Linked DNA regions of Homo sapiens: regions 1 and 3 are each linked to region 2. Evidence: chromatin contacts called from ENCODE Hi-C or POLR2A ChIA-PET data. All regions are on one chromosome and are shown on one strand. Each heading gives the region's core, a stretch centred on a gene start or an enhancer-like site at or near the end of the contact. The rest is flanking DNA. Distances are from core to core; before and after follow the strand shown. Region 1 holds the start of QRICH2 (glutamine rich 2). Region 2 holds the start of RECQL5 (RecQ like helicase 5). Region 3 overlaps RHBDF2 (rhomboid 5 homolog 2).

What was found. Hi-C counts contacts between places; a loop is a spot of excess contacts on that map. ChIA-PET counts read pairs that join two places held with the same protein, here RNA polymerase II (POLR2A). Pooled maps may share reads with other maps.
Region 1: POLR2A ChIA-PET joins it to region 2 with 12 read pairs in T-cell. The contact joins the promoter of QRICH2 here to the promoter of RECQL5 in region 2. POLR2A ChIA-PET finds 5 or more read pairs at or near these places in 2 of 52 experiments (T-cell and activated B cell).
Region 3: a loop to region 2 is called in a map with no recorded cell type, with 10 times the contacts of the local background. The contact joins the enhancer-like site here to the promoter of RECQL5 in region 2. A Hi-C loop is called at or near these places in 2 of 37 single-sample maps with no recorded cell type and 3 of 50 pooled maps. POLR2A ChIA-PET finds 5 or more read pairs at or near these places in 2 of 52 experiments (GM12878 and OCI-LY7).

The regions. Positions count from the first base shown.
Region 1 is chr17:76,306,800-76,310,724 of GRCh38, forward strand. QRICH2 (glutamine rich 2) reads right to left here and starts at 1,477. Exons shown (of 19, transcript NM_001388453.1): 1 at 666-1,477. The coding sequence starts at 1,199. It overlaps PRPSAP1 (phosphoribosyl pyrophosphate synthetase associated protein 1), which reads right to left. Exons shown (of 10, transcript NM_002766.3): 10 at 2,679-3,925.
Region 2 is chr17:75,664,702-75,668,837 of GRCh38, forward strand. It overlaps RECQL5 (RecQ like helicase 5), which reads right to left and starts at 2,453. Exons shown (of 20, transcript NM_004259.7): 1 at 2,343-2,453; 2 at 1,727-1,870; 3 at 350-471. The coding sequence starts at 1,856. It overlaps SAP30BP (SAP30 binding protein), which reads left to right and starts at 2,637. Exons shown (of 11, transcript NM_013260.8): 1 at 2,637-2,777; 2 at 3,815-3,924. The coding sequence starts at 2,672. RefSeq lists enhancers at 1,578-2,777, 2,359-2,458, 2,629-2,878.
Region 3 is chr17:76,479,566-76,483,389 of GRCh38, forward strand. It overlaps RHBDF2 (rhomboid 5 homolog 2), which reads right to left. Exons shown (of 19, transcript NM_001005498.4): 3 at 1,810-1,980; 4 at 168-289. The coding sequence starts at 1,959. Among named protein-coding and RNA genes, the nearest start is that of AANAT, 14 kb to the left of the region's middle. RefSeq lists silencers at 1,208-1,277, 2,098-2,197, 2,258-2,307. Within about 2 kb of position 1,731, at least 14 of the 41 ENCODE cell types and tissues checked have a DNase peak (open chromatin) inside an H3K27ac peak, as active enhancers do; they include GM12878 and OCI-LY7, where a contact is called at or near this core.

The DNA of each region.
Region 1 (3,925 bases), core at 227-2,726, 640 kb after region 2:
TCGCTTGAGTCTGGGAGGCGGAAGTTGCAGTGAGCCGAGACTGCACCACTGCATTTCAGCCTGGGTGATAGAGTGAGACTCCTTCTCAAAAAAAAAAAAAGTCCAAGTGAAACGGTCCCCTGCCTGCTGTGGCTTGTGTCATGGCCATAGGAAGCTGAGGTCCAACTCTCCATCCTGACTCCCCTTCTCTGGGAGCCTTTGTCCTCAACACGTATCTCTTCATGTCCTTATTCATTTTAAAAAGGGAATTCACTCTAAGAATCTTCTGAGAAGTTGCCGGCCCCACTCTGAGCCAGCTCTGGGTCCTTGGATGTCTGATAAGTGGTGGGCGAACCTCTCCCGTAAACAGGGGCTAGGAAGGAGGGGGTGGGATGGGGCCACTACACTTAGGAGGTGGGGTCCCCAGGCCCCTCCAGCTCGGGGAGGCCCTAGGCCTTTTGGTGGCGTTCTTTTAGGATTTTCACGTCTTGCAGCCCCGTGGACTGCAAGGTAGAGCATGGGCCACTCTATTTAGCCAGTCGCACTGAGGTCTGGCACCTCCTCGGTCCCCATCCCCTCCGTCCCCACCACCGCTCACCCCTCCAGGGTGGTGGGGACTCGGCTAGGCCTGGAGGGCGGCCTGGAGGAGGCAGACGGCCTGCGCGTGCCTCCGTGTGCGTGCTCACCCTGGCAAAGCTGAGCTCCTCGGCGGCGTCCTTCATGATACTCCCAGTCCGCACCCTATCGAACGCCCGCACGCCCACCTCCTGCTCCTCCGGCCACTCTAGCGCGGCCAGGTCAAGCCCGCTGGCCTGGGAGAAGTGCTGCACGTGCGTGGCGATGCCCTGCACCTGGCCGTCCACACGCTTGAGCTGCTTGCTCAGGTCCTCCACCTGGCCGCCCAGGTCCTTCACTTGGCTCTCCAGCGCTGACGAAGGCGCCTGGCCCACGCCCCTGCGCTTCTCCCGGGGCGCCCCCTTGGGCACCTCCTTGGGCGCGGGCAGGTGCGGGATGCTGAACGAGCTCCGGACGGACTGCAGCGAGCGGCTGGGCTCGGGCGACGAGGGCTGGAAGTCGATCCGGGTATTTTGGAGGTCGAGGTTCTTGAGCATGGCCACGATGAGCGTGTGCAGGGCCGTGAAGTTGACGGCGCCCACCTCTGGCGTGCCGATGGAGAGGTCCGCCAGCTCCCGGAGGGAGACCGTGGTCGCGGGCGGCATCGTGGCTGTCAGGAGCTGTGCGCCGCCGCGGGGCGCCGGCCAACCACTTCCCGCTCACTGCACGCCGCGCCTTGGGGCCTTTCGGGGGCCCTGCGAGGTCCTCGGGGCGCCCCTGCCCCGGGTCCGGCCGAGTCACTGGACAGAGCTCCTGCCTCCAGGGAATCTGCGCCTCCGCTCCCCGGCGGGGTCCGCGATGGCCACCCCTCCGCTGTCTGTCGCTGGCCTCGGGTCCCCGAGCTGGAGCCCTGGACTCCCAGTCCCCGCGCCGGCGGACGTTTGAAACGTGGGGGCCCCCGCGTGCCCTGAAGATTCCACGTAACAACACGCCTCCCTGCGAGCCACGGGGGCGGGGGGAAGTAAAGGCCACCACAAGGATCACAAGGGGAGCCTTGGCAACGGGCTGAGGAGGCCTCCTAAGATCCAGCTAGACTCCATCCATCCCCTTAACCTAGAAAGGCCAGGATTCACTCACTCTTGGCGGGGCCACATAAGGAAAGACTTGAGGGTTTCCTGGCAACCATGCTTTGTGTCATCAGCTGCGTCCATTCCAGAGTGGTGGCCCCATGTCTATGGCCCCATGTCTAAGGGATGCAGTCCTGGGGCCCTGGTCCCCTCAGACAGTCCACATATTTTGTTCAATCAAAGGTGAAGCAACTTGGAAAAGACAACCCACTCACTATTCAGGCAGTTCCAATTAGCCACTAGATGACTAACTGGTGGCTAATTGTCCCTTTTCTGTGCTGCCATAATTTTTTTTTTACTTTTGAGAGGGAGTCTTGCTCTGTCGCCCAGGCTGTAGTGCAATGGCACGATCTCGGCTCACTGCAACCTCTGCCTCCCGGGTTGACATGATTCTCCTGCCTCAGCCTCCCGAGTAGCTGGGATTACAGATGCGTGGTACCATGCCCGGCTAATTTTTTGTATTTTTAGCAGAGACGGGGTTTCACTATGTTGGCCAGGCTGGTCTTGAACTCCCGACCTCAAGTGATCGACCCACCTCGGCCTCCCAAAGTGCTGGGATTACAGGTGTAAGCCACCGCGCCCAGCCTGCCATAAATTAATTGATCTCAAAAAAACGGCCAGGCTTGGTGGCTCACACCTGTAATCCCAGCACTTTGGGAGGCCGAGGCGGGTGGATCACCTGAGGTAAGGGGTTCAAGGCCAGCCTAGCCAACATAGTGAAACCCCTCTGCTAAAAATACAAAAAATTAGCCGGGCATGGTACCGCGCATCTGTAATCCCAGCTACTCGGGAGGCTGAGGCAGGAGAATCGCGTCAACCCGGGAGGCAGAGGTTGCAGTGAGCCAAGATCGCACCACTGCACCCCAGCCTGGGCGACAGTGCAAGACTCTGTCTCAAAAAAAAAAAAAAAGAAAAGAAAAGAAACCACTCACCTGGTCAAGCGCCTGTGCTTGAGCTCATTACAAAGCAGGATTAAACAGCACGAGACAAATCTGGTGTTAACAATTGAGACATGACTTCCCCATACAAGATTCTTCCCAAAAACGTATAAATAAAACTTCCTAACAGAAGCACAGCAAGGCTACTTAAAGAGAACCTATGAATGTGTGCCATGCATGGCCAGCCTCCTCCGTGAGCTCTGCATCTGCAGATTTAACCAACCACGACTGAACACGTACAGATTCCTGTCATGATTCTCTAAATAATACAGCATGACCACCATCTACACAGGATATTGCAGTAGGTATTACAAGTCATCCAGGATGTGCATAGCTTATATGCAGATACTACACCATTTTCTATCAGGGACTTGCACATCCATGGGCAGGAGGTTGAGTCCTGGAACCAATCACCCATGGATTGTAAGGAATAACTGTACTATTTTAACTACTGTTCAAGTTCAGATTTTTCACTTCAGCCTGAGAGGTACTGTTTATTTAATTGAAGGATTTTCGATCATCATTATATTCCAATAACTTGGGACACAGTAGGCCTTTAAGGGGTTATCAAAATAACTAGTTCTTTGCAGTCTTTTTTTTTTTTTGAGATGGAATCTTGCTCTGTCACTTGGGCTGGAGTGCAGTGGCACAATCTCAGCTCACTGCAATCTCTGCCTCTTGGGTTCAACCAATTAATTCTCCTGCCTCAGCCTCCCGAGTAGCTGGGATTACAGGCGTGCACCCCCTCCCCCAACACCCGGCTAATTTTTGTATTTTTAGTAGGGACAGGGTTTCACCATATTGGCCAGGCTGGTCTCAAACTCCTGACCTCAAGTGATCTGCCCACCTCGGCCTCCCAAAGTGCTGGGATTACAGGCGTGAGCCATGATGCCTGGCCTCTTTGTAGTCTTTTTATGCTTTTAACTTAGCTAGGCTAATTTTTGTATTTTTAGTAGAGACGGGGTTTTGCCATGTTGGCCAGGCTGGTCTCAAACTCCTGACCTCAGGTGATCTACCTGCCTCGGCCTCCCAAAGTGCAGGGATTACAGGCATAAGACACGATCCCTGGCCTGTTTTTTTTTTTTGAGACAGGGTGTTGCTCTGTCACCCAGGATGGATGGCAGTGGTACAATCATAGTTCACTGCAGCTTCAACCTCCTTGGCTCAGGCAATCCTCCCACCTCAGCCTCCCAAGGTAGCTGGAACTACAGGCACATGCTACCAATGCCTGGCTAATTTTTGTATTTTTTGTAGACATGGGGGTTTCGCCATGTTTCCCAGGCTGGTCTGAAACTCCTGGGCTCAAGCAATCCTCCTTGCCTCAGC
Region 2 (4,136 bases), core at 1,203-3,702:
CAGGAGTTTGAGACCAGCCTGGCCAACATGGTGAAACCTCATCTCTACTAAAAATACAAAAATTAGCCGGGTATGGTGGCATACACCTGTAATCCCAGCTATATGGGGGGCTGAGGCACAAGAATTGCTGGAAGCCGGGAGGTGGAGGCTGCAGTGAGCCAAGATCGCACCACCGCACTTCAGCCTAGGCGACAGAGTAAGACTCTGTCTCAAAAAAAAAAAAAAAAAAGGAAAAAGAAAAAGAAAAGAAAATAAGAGGCAAAAGACCAATAGAGAAGTGAAATTTCCAGCCTCAAAAAACCTTCCCCGAATCTTTTTGGGCTACCATCTTCATTGCCCTAAGCCTCACCTGAATCAAAGCAATGAGAGGAGAGACTACAATGGTGATGCCTTTGGCCAACAGAGCAGGGAGCTGATAGCATAGGGATTTTCCTGCCCCTGTGGGCATGCACACAAAGACGTCCTTGTTACCTGAAAAAATACAAGACAACAATATCTCAGTGCTTCCTGCCTTTTCATTGAAGTTGTTGAAAATTAAATGAGAATGTAGGAAAAGCACCTAGCAGAGTGTCTGGCACATGGGAGGGTCTCGATGTAATCCTAATTCCCCTCCTGTCCTTTCTATGAAAAAGGCAAGGATCCTGGGAAACTTGGATACATGCCCAAACCATTTCTAGTAATGGTTAAAAACAAGATTTAAAAAGTCTGGGTCAAGCGCAGTGGCTCACGCCTGTAATCCCAGCACTTTGGGAGGCTAAGGCAGGCAGATCACGAGGGCAAGAGTTTGAGACCAGCCTGGCCAACATGGTGAAACTCTGTCTCTACTAAGAATACAAAAATTACCCAGGCATGGTGGCACGTGCCTGTAATCCCAGCTACTCAGGAGGCTGAAGCAGGAGAATTGCTTGAACCCAGGAGGCGGAGGTTGCAGTGAGCCGAGATCGCGCCACTGCACTCCAGTGTGGGCGACAGAGCAAGACTCTGTTTCAAAAAAAAAAAAAAAAAAAAAGAAGTCTGAGTCTGCTGTGATATGGATGATTGAACTAAACAGCCATGAAAGCAGAGTACTGCTAGATGAGTGGGTACATCTGTGTAGACATGAGAGGACATTACTTAGAGGGCTTTTGTTTAGACATGTATCATTAATATTACATTGCTGCTCGCCTCTTGGCAACTTCCATTTGTCACCGTATCTCAGGTTTATAACATTATTACTCTTTCCTTCTCTATCTGGGACCAAGGCCACTCAACCTGCAACAAGGGAATTACCTAGGAGGCCAGTGACCGAGTTAAGTTATTCCTACCACCCTCACTGTTGCTGTTCGTTTGTGTGTACAAACGAACAATAATGAGAATCTGAAGTGTTTTCAAAGACCATGTGTAAATCTAGCTATGAAATATAGACCAGCTGGGTGGTTCTGCCACTAAAACTACAAGCTTTGGGCCGGGCGTGGTGGCTCATGCTTGTAATCCCAGCACCTTGGGAGGCCGAGGTGGGAGGATTGCCTGAGCCCAGGATTTGGAGACCAGCCTGAGCAACATGCCAAGACCCCATCTCTAATTAAAACAAATAAACGAAACTACAAGCTTTGACAACTCTAAAGATTTCCAAATCCAGTTATGGACCAAAGGTGAGGCAGTACGAAGGGTGAGGAGGAGGGTGTTCTGCCGCAGCGTTATGGTATAGCCAGCATAAATTTAAAGGAAGGTAGCTTGGTAATGTTACCTTTTACTACAGCCATGGTCGCACTCTCCTGTAAAGGCGTCTTAAAAGAGTCAAACCCAAAGACCTTCTTCAGCGTACTCCGGACTCGCCGCTCAGGGTCAAAAGGAAAGGTGGTATGGTGGCTGCTCATCTTAGCCAAGAACAGTGGCCAAAGGTTAAGGCAAAGGTAGTAAAAGGTTGCCACGAGAACCCTCTGTTTTGCATTAAAAATACAGATTATTTTTCTGTAACAATTTGCTATATTACACTTAAATAATGTATTATTTTTAAGTAATAAAGCTGAAGGTGAACTGCCTCAAGCAATACATTCCTCAGTAATTAACATCTCCACTTTTACGCTCAATGAAAATGAAAACATTGAACTATTCCAGGCCACGGTATAGCACAGAGCTAGAAATCAGATCAAGAGAAGAAACATAAATGTCTTCAGAACAGCTTGGAGAACGGGGAACCGTTTTCCTAAGATCCACCACCTGCTCCTACTTCTATAAGCGCAACCACGACGACCGTTCTTCCACCCCGGGACCCCGAACCCCTTCTCCCGTCTTCCTGAGCCCAAGATCCGCAATTTTCTCTCTTGGCTGGCCGACACCTCCCTCTCTTCACCCTAAGATATCAGAACCGGCCGTGGTCCGCCCAAGAATTAAAGGCTGCTGGCTGGTTCCGGAACTGTTCGAAGACCCCTATACACAACCCCAACTCAGAGAAGCCAAAGCGCTGGGAATTCAGCTTTAGGCAGAACCCACGCAATCTTATATCCGTCGCGCAGTGATGACGTAGCGCGAGCGCTGGCATGAGGGCGGAGCCAGGCGCAGGAAACTGCCGTTTTGATTGGTTTCCAGTGTGGCGCGGGGGTCTCCTGGGATCCGAAAGAACCTGCCTTTCCGCCCGGAAGTCGGCGTCTTGAGTCATAGGAGTGAGCCACGCCCGGGCTGTGGGAATAAGATGGCGGGGAAGAAGAATGTTCTGTCGTCTCTCGCAGTTTACGCGGAAGATTCAGAGCCCGAGTCTGATGGCGAGGCTGGAATCGAGGCGGTGGGCAGCGCGGCTGGTAAGGCCCAAGTGCGAAGCTGGAAGGGGGAATCGGGTGTCTGCCCGGAATGCTGTACCCTCGCTGGGCGGGAGGGAACAAGATGGTCATTGTGCTCCAAGCACCGGACCCCGAAGAATGGTCCAGGGTCCGGGGTGAGATAGAGCATTAGAGACTGTGGACTAAGAATGAAGAATCTCCTTCCCGTTATTTCGATTAATTTGCCTAAACTTACTGAAAGACTCCGTGCCGGCTATAGTGATAGACAGAGGGATGGACGAAGAGGGAGCGGCTGCTCAGCCACTGCCTGTTTCCCCTGGGCTCGTTGTTTGATGAGGGAGAGCGATAAGTAAAACATACGTGGAAGATGGTAAAGATTGTGTTCGTTAACTTTATAACTTTTAGTTAGGAATGTGCCCTAAACACATCTTGGAGCTTTTAAAAACAAACGTATCTGATGCCCAAAGTGAGAGAACCTAATTCGGTAGAACTGGGGTAGGATGTGGGCATTTGTGAACTTTTTAAGGATCCCAGGTGATTTTTCTTATTTTGTGAGTTTTTAAAGCCTAACGGTGATGTTCTCCTCCTCAGGTTGAGAAGCACAATGTTAGATAATGGAAACAGATTCCTTTGGGAGAATAAAGAACAAGTTACCTAACAACATATCAGGACCTTAGCTTCCTCATCTGGAAAGTGAAGGGGATTGGATTAGGTTAGGTACTTCCATGTTTTGTGATTTTGTGTGGTCTCTTCCAGTCAGAAAGTTCTCTGATGGTTTCCTATAAACACTTTAGTGTTTATCTAGTGTTTATAGCATTAGAAACAGAATTTAGTACTCGGTTTTGTTCCCTGACCTTTTAATGATTTTATTCAGTAAATGCTGGCCTTCTCAGAGAGCCGAATCTGGGCCTATTGTAACTTAACATGAGATTTAGGTTCCCTTTGTATCTTCAGAGATAGTCTTGGCCACTCAAATCTCTGGACATTTTTTCTTACATTGTAACTCTTGTTTTTTTTTTCTTGCTTTTTGTTTGTTTGTTTGTTTTTTAACCTTTCAGAGGAGAAAGGCGGATTGGTATCTGATGCCTATGGGGAGGATGACTTTTCTCGTCTAGGGGGTGATGAAGATGGTTATGAAGAAGAAGAAGATGAGAACAGTAGACAGTCGGTAGGTAAATCTCCCAGATCCAGAGCTACTGAAAGCACAATTTCATTTGTCAGATTTTGGAACTGTGCCAACAGTGTTCCATTTCATGGTTAGCTCCATCCCTTGCTCTCCCGTTTTGTTTTAGTATTAGTGGAAGAAACTGGATTGGATATCAGATCTGTTTGAAAATGTATTTTCACATGGATCATTTTTTATTAATCTTTGAATTGAAA
Region 3 (3,824 bases), core at 481-2,980, 810 kb after region 2:
TTCCCCATCTATACCATGATAATAGGCCACAGGGAGACATTGCTCATTAATGCCGGCCTCCTCCTTCCAGAGAGGGGACGCAGGGACCAGGCCCAATCATGTCCAGGCCCCGAGAATCCACAGGTTGCTGGGTGGGGGGTGCTGGGCTTGGGTGTAGGGGGGCTCACTTGCGGATGCTCTGGGACAGTGAGGCCTGGCGGCGGAAGCCAGGGCGCTTCTCTGAACTCTCCTGCCATCGGCTGCGTGGCTCCTGGAGGCTGACGCTCTTCAAGTAGGCTGGGTTCTTCCTCTTGGGGAGGAAGGAGGGAGGGCAGGCGGTGGTGTGTGCAGCCCAGGTCCTGGGCTGGCTTTTCTTTAGCCTCCTATTCTGAAAACCCTGAGAACAAACTTCAACCCTGATTTATGCCCCAATTTGCTTTCATTTGGAAATATATATATATAATGTGTGTGTGTGTGTGTGTGTGTGTGTGTGTGTGTTTGTATATGTATATATATATATATATATATTTTTTTTTTTTTTTTTTTTTTTTTTTTGGAGATGGAATCTCACTGTATTGTCCAGGCTGGAGTGCAGTGGTGTGGTCTCGACTCACTGACACCTCCGCCTCCCAGGTTCAAGCGATTCTTCTGCCTCAGCCTCCTGAGTAGCTGGGACTATAGGCATGTGCCACCACACCCGGCTAATTTTTGTATTTTTAGTAGAGACGGGGTTTCACCATGTTGGCCAGGCTGGTCTCGAACTCCTGCCTGACCTCAAGTGATCTGGCCGCCTCGGCCTCCCAAAGTGCTGGGATTACAGGCATGAGCTACCATGCCCGGCCTATATATATATTTTTTGGGACAGAGTCTTGCTCTGTTGCCCAGGTTGGAGGGCAGTGGCACCATCATAGCTCACTGGAGCCTCGACCTCCCAGGCTCAAGCAAGCCTTCTACCTCAGTGTCCTAAGTAGCTGGGATTACAGGCATGTGCCACCACACCCAGCTCTTTTTTAATTTTTTTTGCAGAGACAGAGTCTTGCTATGTTGTCTAGTCTGGTCTCGAACTCCTGGGCTCAAGTGATCTGGCTGCCTCAGCCTCCCAAAGTGATGAGATTACAGGCATGAGGCGACCTCGCCCAGCCTCATTCTGAATTTAAAATCGCCATTGTCTAACTTTTCTCCGTCAAGGCCAGCGTGTGTTTTCCTAACTCCTCATCCAGTCCCTCCCCTCTGCACCATGACGCTCCTGCCTGCTGCTGTGTCTTCTGCAGAGCTCTCGGGTGAACGGGGGGCGTTAACATCGCTTCCCTTTATACTCCAGACTGTGCAGGAAGCCCACGCTGCCACAAGCCGGTTTTCAATGAGCTCTTTATGGGGCACTAGACCAGACTGTCAGAAACACTGATCTGTTCTCGTCCTCCCAAAGGAAGCGGACACTGCCTAGGCGGGCTGCTGATGCCAGGGAGACACTGTCCCCTGCTCACCCATGTCAAAGAAAGCCCCCAGCCCTCAGAAGAGAGACTGAGAGTCCAGGCCTAGGGGGTGAAATGAGAACAGCCAGGGCCCCAGGGTTACCAGCAAGCACTTTCTTGGGGCTGGCCCTTCCTGTGTGCCCCTGACCACGATGAGAGTGAGCCCGGTTCCTGGCTTTACTCCCTGTGATATTTCGGGCCCAGGAAGGAGGGGGTAGGGCCCGAGTCAAGGGCTGCACAGACAGCAGCTGTGGCTCAGGAAGGAGCCCCTCTGGGAAGTGAAACTGACCAGAAAGTGTCACGTGGGTACATCTGTTACCTACGGCAGAACAGTGAGCCCCCAGGCCAGCCCCCTTACCTCAGGCAGCATGCTGTCCTGCTCGCCAGGGGCCTGGGTCTCTTTCTCGGGTGGCGGGATGGTGATGGAGAGGTTGGGTGGCTTCCGGCTCTGCAGGCGGCTGCTGGACACAGAGGACACGCTCCCGCCATTCTTGTCAGCAGAGGCCATTGTGGGCAGGAGGCGGGAGGGCTGGAATGGAGACCGGGAGAGCAGCGGTGGGCGGTGCGGGGTGGCGCAGTGTCAGGACCCTGACGCCAGGGCACGCAGCCCAGACCAAGAACCAACTTGCCTAAAGTTGGTTCAAACATCTCTGGGCGGCTGGGCGCGGTGGCTCACGCCTGTAATCCCAGCACTTTGGGAGGCCGAGGTGGGGGGATCACGAGGTCAGGAGATCGAGACCATCCTGGCCAACATGGTGAAACCCCGTCTCTACTAAAAATACAAAAAATTAGCTAGGCGTGGTGGCACGTGCCTGTAATCCCAGCTACTCGGGAGGCTGAGGCAGGATGGCTTGAACCCAGGAGGCAGCGGTTATAGTAAGCCGAGATCGCGCCACTGCACTCCAGCCTGGCGACAGAGCAAGACTCTGTCTGAAAACACACACACACACACACACACACACACACACACACACACACACACACACAAAACCAAAAACAAACCATCCCTGGGGACTAAACCCAGCCTGAACCAGGCTGAACCTCAGGCCCAGTGGTTGGAGTGAGGTCTATTTCTGACCATCATTTGCATCCCGGACCATATGGGTCTGGGAGGTCCTCAACTTACTACCTCATTCAATTTCTGATCTCTCCGCTTGAGGCAAGAACCAAACCCTGAAAAGAGCATGAAGATGCAGGCCAGGGACGGTGGCTCACACCTGTAATACCAGCACTTGGGGAGGCCGAGGTGGGCCGAGAGATGAGAAACCTACTGTGCTGGTCCCTGTCCCCCAAGGCCACCCAGTTTATTTTTCTTGTCTTTTTTCTGTAGAGGTGGGGGTCTCTCCATGTTAGCCAGGCTGGTCTGGAACTCCTGGGCTTAAGCCATCTGCCTGCCTTGGCCTCCCAAGTGCTGGGATTACAGGTGCAAGCTCACTGTGCCCAGCCCCAGTTCATTTTTCAAAGATAACTAAAACTGGCTGGGTGCGTGGCTCATGCCTGTAATCCCAGCACTTTGGGAGGCCGAGGTAGGTGGATCACCTGAGGTCAGGAGTTTGAGACCAGCCTGGCCAACATGGTAAAACCCTGTCTCTACTAAAAATACAAAATTAGCCAGGTGTGGTGGCGCATGCCTATAATCCCAGCTACTTGGGAGGCTGAGGCACGAGAATTGCTTGAACCCAGGAGGCAGAGGTTGCAGTGAGCCAAGATCATGCCACTGCACTCCAGCCTGGGCGACAGAGTGAGAAAATGTCTCAAAAAAAAAAGATAACTGAAACTGCCACCTGTCTGGCACTTTTCTCCCCCATAGTGAGAACACTGTTTAACAATAAAAGTGGCATATGCTCATTGAAAAAAAAAAAAAATCACACAGCTGTGTGTGGTGGCTTACACGTACAATCCCAACACTTTGGGAGACCAAGGTGGATGGATCACTTAAGGTCAGGAGTTCGAGACTAGCCTGGCCAACACAGTGAAACACCATCTCTACTAAAATACAAAAATTAGCCAGGCATAGTGCCTCATTCCTGTAGTTCCAGCTACTCGGGAGGCTGAGGCAGGAGAATCACTTGAACCCGAGAGGAAGAGATTGCTGTGAGCCAATCTCATTGCACCCTCCACCTCCCAGGTTCAAGCAATTCTCTTGCCTCAGCCTCCCAAGTAGCCGGGGTTATGGGCGTGAGCCACCAAGCCCAGCCCACACTCTATCATTTTACCTGCATTGTAGACATCTTTCCCTGTCAACACATACGGACAGACCTACTTTTTTTCTTTTTTCTTTTTTTTTGTGATGGGGTCTCATTCTGTCACCCAGATTGGAGTGCAGTGGCGCGATCTCGGCTCACCGCAACCTCCACCTCCCAGGTTCAAGTG